2 separate regions of the Homo sapiens genome follow, and region 2 is linked to region 1. Evidence: chromatin contacts called from ENCODE Hi-C or POLR2A ChIA-PET data. All regions are on one chromosome and are shown on one strand. The core of a region is the stretch at or near the end of the contact, and the rest is flanking DNA. Distances in the headings are between cores, read along the strand shown.

What was found. Hi-C counts contacts between places; a loop is a spot of excess contacts on that map. ChIA-PET counts read pairs that join two places held with the same protein, here RNA polymerase II (POLR2A). Pooled maps may share reads with other maps.
Region 2: a loop to region 1 is called in a pooled map, with 2.0 times the contacts of the local background. The contact joins two enhancer-like sites. A Hi-C loop is called at or near these places in 1 of 168 maps with a recorded cell type or tissue (mesothelial cell of epicardium) and 1 of 50 pooled maps. POLR2A ChIA-PET finds 5 or more read pairs at or near these places in 3 of 52 experiments (HEK293, activated CD4-positive, alpha-beta T cell and activated naive CD8-positive, alpha-beta T cell).

What each region holds. Positions count from the first base shown.
Region 1 is chr19:29,644,743-29,647,568 of GRCh38, forward strand. It overlaps LOC105372353 (a long non-coding RNA gene), which reads right to left. Exons shown (of 7, transcript XR_935896.3): 4 at 1,488-1,589; 5 at 520-667. Among named protein-coding and RNA genes, the nearest start is that of PLEKHF1, 19 kb to the right of the region's middle. Within about 2 kb of position 1,369, at least 5 of the 41 ENCODE cell types and tissues checked have a DNase peak (open chromatin) inside an H3K27ac peak, as active enhancers do.
Region 2 is chr19:29,843,657-29,846,538 of GRCh38, forward strand. No RefSeq gene overlaps it. Among named protein-coding and RNA genes, the nearest start is that of CCNE1, 33 kb to the left of the region's middle. RefSeq lists silencers at 554-713, 744-1,513. Within about 2 kb of position 1,340, at least 32 of the 41 ENCODE cell types and tissues checked have a DNase peak (open chromatin) inside an H3K27ac peak, as active enhancers do.

The DNA.
Region 1 (2,826 bases), core at 119-2,618:
GCCCGGCTAATTTTTGTATTTTTAGTAGAGATGGGGTCACCATGTTGGCCAAGGTGATCTTGAACTCCTGGCCTCAAGTAATCCACCCGCCTCCCAAAGTGCTGGGATTACAGGCATGAGCCACCACGCCCGGCCTTATTCCTTTACTTTCTTAATTACTTTCACTTTACTCTATGGATTCATCTTGAATTCTTTCTTGCGCGAGATCCAAGAACCCTCTCTTGGGGTCTGGATCGGGACCGCTTTCCGGTAACACTATGGGACCCCTTGTTATGACAGAGCAACAAAAAAAGACAAAAACAAAGGAAAGGACTATTTCTGGGAGGAAAAAAGATCAAACAATAGTAATATTCCTACCAAAAAGTACACCAGAGTTGCCACACCCAAGACTAGCCACACAAATCCTTTTCTCCCATCAATCAAAATTTTGCAGAGAGAAAAACGACAGTCATTTTTACTATTTGCTTGACTGGATTTTACAGAGAGAGGCTGGGAGCCCGGCTGGTAAGAAATTCTTACCCTTCTGCCAGTTTGTCAGGTCCTGGGTTTCCTTCACTGCAGCTCCCAGGAGAGCAGAATGGTGTCAGTCTCCTGCTCACAGTGCCAAAACTGTAGGGGCCGAGGGACAATTTCTCCTTCTCCCTCTGAAGGTTTGCTGGAAAATCAACTGAACAAGGCAGATTAATTAGAGAAAAGGCATGCACATGTATTAACATGCACGCGGAGGAGAACCACAGAGTGATTATCCTACCCACCGTGCTGTACAGAAGCTTATATGCCATGTTGGGGTTACAGAAAAAACAGGCAGAGGGGGCACTCAGAGCACGTCCAAAAATGGCTTATGGCAGCAAATCAGGTTATAGCGGCAAATCAGGTTATAGCGGCAAGGAGGGATTGGAGGGGAAGAAGAGAAGTCCTGGCTAGCATAGGTGGGCTTGTTATGCAGATGAAGCCTCCCAGGTAGCAGTCCTCAGAATAGATGGTGTTTCCTAAAGACTTTTAAAGGCGTCAGATTCTTTCCTAGATCTGGACAGGGAAGAGACTCAGAGAAAACCTGGCTGCATTAGTGCAGATGTTTTTTCTATAGATGCAAATCTCCCACATAAAAGACAGCTTTGCCACTTCTGTTCACAGGCCCTCTGAACAGTCATCTCAGAATATGTCAAAGAAGTGTATTTTGGGGTGAAATATTTTGATTTCCTTCACCCCTAAAGAGAAATTCAACCCAAATCAGCCAAAAACTGTGTTGAGCCACTACTGTGGGTGTGCACAACGGGAACGGAGCCCAATTTCCTGTCCCCGGGCCTGATAGCCAGGGAGCCAAAACCACAGAGAGAAATTGTATCGTGCCAAGAGATAGAGCAGGAACACGAAAGAGCATGGGCACTTCGGAAGTGTGTGAAAAGAGTGAGAAGTGTATCCAGCTCGTGCAGCCTAGGAGATGCAGCTTGCCAAGTGGAGTGAATGCTGCCTTTCAGTGCTCTCACCTCTGCTGGGCATGTTTGTGCAGTGGCCAACTTGCTCAACCGTATGCAATGACCTTGAAAAGAAGTCTCCTCTCTGAGCTTAGAACTGAGTAATGTCTCAAACTGAAAGAGAATAAATACATGCTGGATTTGAGTTTGATGAGACGCTGCCCATTGAGAAAATCTGTTCTATGCCTTATGGGATTAATTCAGGAATAAGTAAATTGAGTAAAGAGATTTGAACTCCAGATATTCAAAGAGCTCTTGACAAGGTGAAACCCTGCCTCTGATTGAGACTGACTAGAGCCGGGGTCCTGTGTGACCTTGATGCTGATGTAGGGGATGTGGGATAGGACAGGGAAATCAGGGCAATCTTAATACCAGAGAAAGAAAACAAGGGATTCACTTTTTTTTTTTTTTTTGAGACGGAGTTTCGCTCTTGTTGCCCAGTCTGGAGTGCAATGGTAGGATCTCGGCTCACTGCAACCTCTTCCTCCTGGGTTCAAGCAATTCTCCTGCCTCAGCCTCCTGAGTAGCTGGGATTACAGGCATAGTGCCACCACACCTGGCTAATTTTTTTTTGTATTTTTAGTAGAGATGGGGTTTCACCATGTTGGTCAGGTTGGTCTCGAACTCCTGACCTCAGGTGATCCACCCACCTCAGCCTCCCAAAGTGCTGGTATTACAGGTGTGAGCCACTGTGCCCAGCCTGGGATTCTTTTTTTTTTTTTTTTTCTTTTTTGAGATGGAGTTTTGCTCTTGTTGCCCAGGCTGGAGTGCAGTGGCGCAATCTCGGCTCACTGTAACCTCCACCTCCTGGGTTCAACTGATTCTCTTGCCTCAGCCTCTCTAGTAGCTAGGATTACAGGCGCCCACCACCACGCCCAGCTAATTTTTTGTATTTTTAGTAGAGAAGGGGTTTCACTATGTTGGCCAGGCTGGTCTTGAACTCCTGACCTCAGGTGATCTGCCCACCTTGGCCTCCCAAAGTGCTGGGATTACAGGCATGAGCCACTGCGCCCGGCAGGCATTCACTTTCTTAAACAGGATATAGATATTCCAAAATCACACCCTGGTCACAACACAGGAAACAGTAATAAGAGTAACTGATCCTTACGCATGGTTGCTATGTGCGTATGCTGCCTTAGACAGTTCCCAGGTGTTAATTCATCCACTTGGAGCTCTGCCCATCTCTACCTTGAAGAAGCTGCTGTTCAGTCTTTCACTTCATGCCCAGTCCCCTGGGCCTCCAGATGCTCAGAAACCCTCAGTCCTGTCTGAGGCAGACTCCAGGCTTTTAAAAACCCTAGATGGCTAAAATGAAATAGCTAAAAGAGATCCCAGTGCCTGCCTCCGGGAC
Region 2 (2,882 bases), core at 90-2,589, 200 kb after region 1:
TCTGGAGGCGGCACCTCTGCTACTCCATTGCACAAACGGGGAAACCAGCCCCGCCGAGCGTACCAGGCCAGGCCGGCCCTGAGGGGCAGGGGCAGGACGCCAGGAGCTGACCCCCAGCGTCCCCGACTGCCAGTGCCCCTGTCATGCAGGCCGAGGCCAAAGCACGAAGGGGCCTCGCTGCAAAAGGTCGGACCTGCGTTGCACCGGTTTCCAGCCAAGTGCTTTGGGCAAGTTTCTTAACCGCCTTGGCCTCCACTTTCCCCTTCTGTGAAATAGGATGGTGCCCACCTGACAGGGTTATCATGTTCCCTTGGGCAGGGCCTGGCAGGCTGAGCCAACGTCAGTGTTTGCGTGGCTAGTTTGGTTTTATTTTTTACGTATTGTTTTGGAGACAAGGTCTCTGTCACCCAGGCTGCAGTGCAGTGGTGCGATCAGCGCTCACTGCAGCTTCGAACTCCCAAGCTCAAGCGATCCTCCCACCTCAGCCTCCCAAGTAGCTGGGATTACAGGTGGGCACCATCACACCCAGCAACATTTTTTATTATTTTTTGTACCAATGAGATCTCCTGTGTTGCTCAGGCTGGTCTGGAACCCCTGGCCAACAGCGATCCTCCTGCCTTGGCCTCCCACAGCGCTGGCCTATTAACGTTTTAACAGAATGAACTGAGGCTCAGCTGGGCCAACGCGGACCCCGGCCTGCGCCCACGCCTCACCGGCTCCCCAGGGCCTGGGACCGGCACAGCCCGGGCTCAAGGGCTGGGACTGCCGCCCCGCCCTAGAGCTCAGGCTGCGCTCCACGTGCGCCGTGTTTACCCACGTGATGCGCTGCCCCGCCCCGCCCCGCCCCGCGTCTCCCCGCCCCGCGTCTCCCGCGCCGCGCGTCTGCAGCCTGGCCAAGGCGGATGCTGGGGGTTGGGGGCCCGAGCGCGGCCTCACGTCGCCCGGACGCCCCCCGCCCCACCCGGGAGACTGGAGCGAGCCACGGCCTCCCTGGGCGGGCTTGGCCCAGCCACTCCGCTGTGTCCGCGCTGCCAGGGCGCGGGAGCACTTCCGGGCGCGCGCCGCGGGAGGGGCAGGGCCGAAGAGGTGGGGGCGGGGCCGAAGAGTTAGGGGCGGGGCCGGAGAGGTAGGGGCGGGGCCGGAGAGGTAGGGGCGGGGCCGGAGAGGTAGGGGCGGGGCCGCCCCTTGCGGGGGGGTTCTGAGCGGCCCGCACCGCAAAAGGCGGTGTCAGGGCGGTGAGGGGCGGGGCCTGGCAATGCACAGGGGCTCTTAGGGGCCCGCACTGCGGGAGGGGCAGGGCCAGGGCGGTTGGTGGACTGGGCCTGGCTGTACGTAGGTGCTCTGAGAAGCCCCCGGCGAGAGGGGCGGGGCCAGAGCAACAGTGGGCGGGGACAGGCTGTGCGTCGGAGCTCCGCGGGGCCTGCGGCGGGGTGGGTGGGGCCAGGGCGGCGGTGGGCGGGCCGTGCTGTGCGTAGGGGCGCTGAGAGGCCCGCAATGTGAGAGGGGCGGGGCCGGAACAGCGGTGGACGGGGTCTGTAGTTCAACTGTGCCGTGGCGTCTTCTTCGCGGCGAGATCTGAGTGCCTCGCAGCAGCCGAAGGCGGGTTTGCAGGTTGCGTTGCGCTGGCCCTGCCCTCGGCAGGCAGAACGGGATAGAGCGCGGACAGGCGCCGTCACTCCCAGATTCCTCTGCGTCCATGGCAGAGCCACTCCTCCTTGGTACTCCTTCCTTGACCCACCGGGGCCCCCTTCCTGCTGTCTCTGCCCCTCTAGCTGCTGCCTCCAGGGGCTTAGGTCTCGGCCCCTTTGGCTTCTGGGCTGCCCCTGGCAGATCTCGTCCATCCTAGGTTTTAACGCCTACCTGCATGCGGATGATCCTGATAGTTCTAACAGTAGCTAAACTGTTTTCCACGTGCTTTCTGAACATTGATGCTGTTTGGACCCCTGACAGCCACATTTTTACGCCCCCGCGCAGCCCGCTGCTCTGAGCTCCGTATTCCCCGCCGGCCGGGTGTTCCACGGCCCTTCTGAGTCAACGTGTGTGCAGTGAAGTCCTTCTTCCTTCTCGTTTCACCCTGGGTCTCCTCCTCAGGGAGTGGCATCACGGTCTGCTCAGTGGCAGGCAAGCCCCAGATAGCGCTTCCGTCTTGACTCCTCACTCTCCTCCCTCTGATCTGTCCCAGAATCCCATCAGTTCTTCCTCCACCCCACCCGACCCACAATTCTCTGCTACACTTGTCTCCACGGCCCTGGTCTGAAACACATGATGCTTCACCTGGACTCGTAGGCGACCGATCTTTCTGCCTCTTGGCTTACTACTCTTAAGTCTCGCCTTCACGGGCAGTCGCAGGGATCTTTCTCAAGATCTAATTTCTAATGATTGCATTTTTCTTCTTTAAGCAGTAGGCTGAAAGCCAAAGCTCTCCATCTTTTTACAACTCAAAAAAAAAAAAACAAGGGTGCCCTCTGTCTGGCCTTGCCACTGTTCAACCTGGTACTTGCAAGTCTTGTCCAGTGCAATGGGATGAGAAAAGTGAGTGATAGAAGGATCGGAAGCAAAATGAAAGCACTGTTATTGTCAAGTGATGATCATCGACATAGAAAACAAGAATCAACAGAAAAATTAACCTAATGAGAGAGTTGCACAAAGGTAGTTTAAGGTCAGAATAGGGCCAGGTGTGGAGGCTCACGCCTGTAATCCCAACACTGTGGGAGGCTGAGGCAGGAGGATTGCATGAGGCCAGGAGTTCAAGACCAGCCTGGGCAACATAGTGAGACCCTCTTCTTTTTTTTTTTTCTTTTTTTTGAGACGGAGTCTTGCTCTGTCACGCAGGCTGGAGTGCAGTGGCACAATCTCAGCTCACTGCAAGCTCTGCCTCCCGG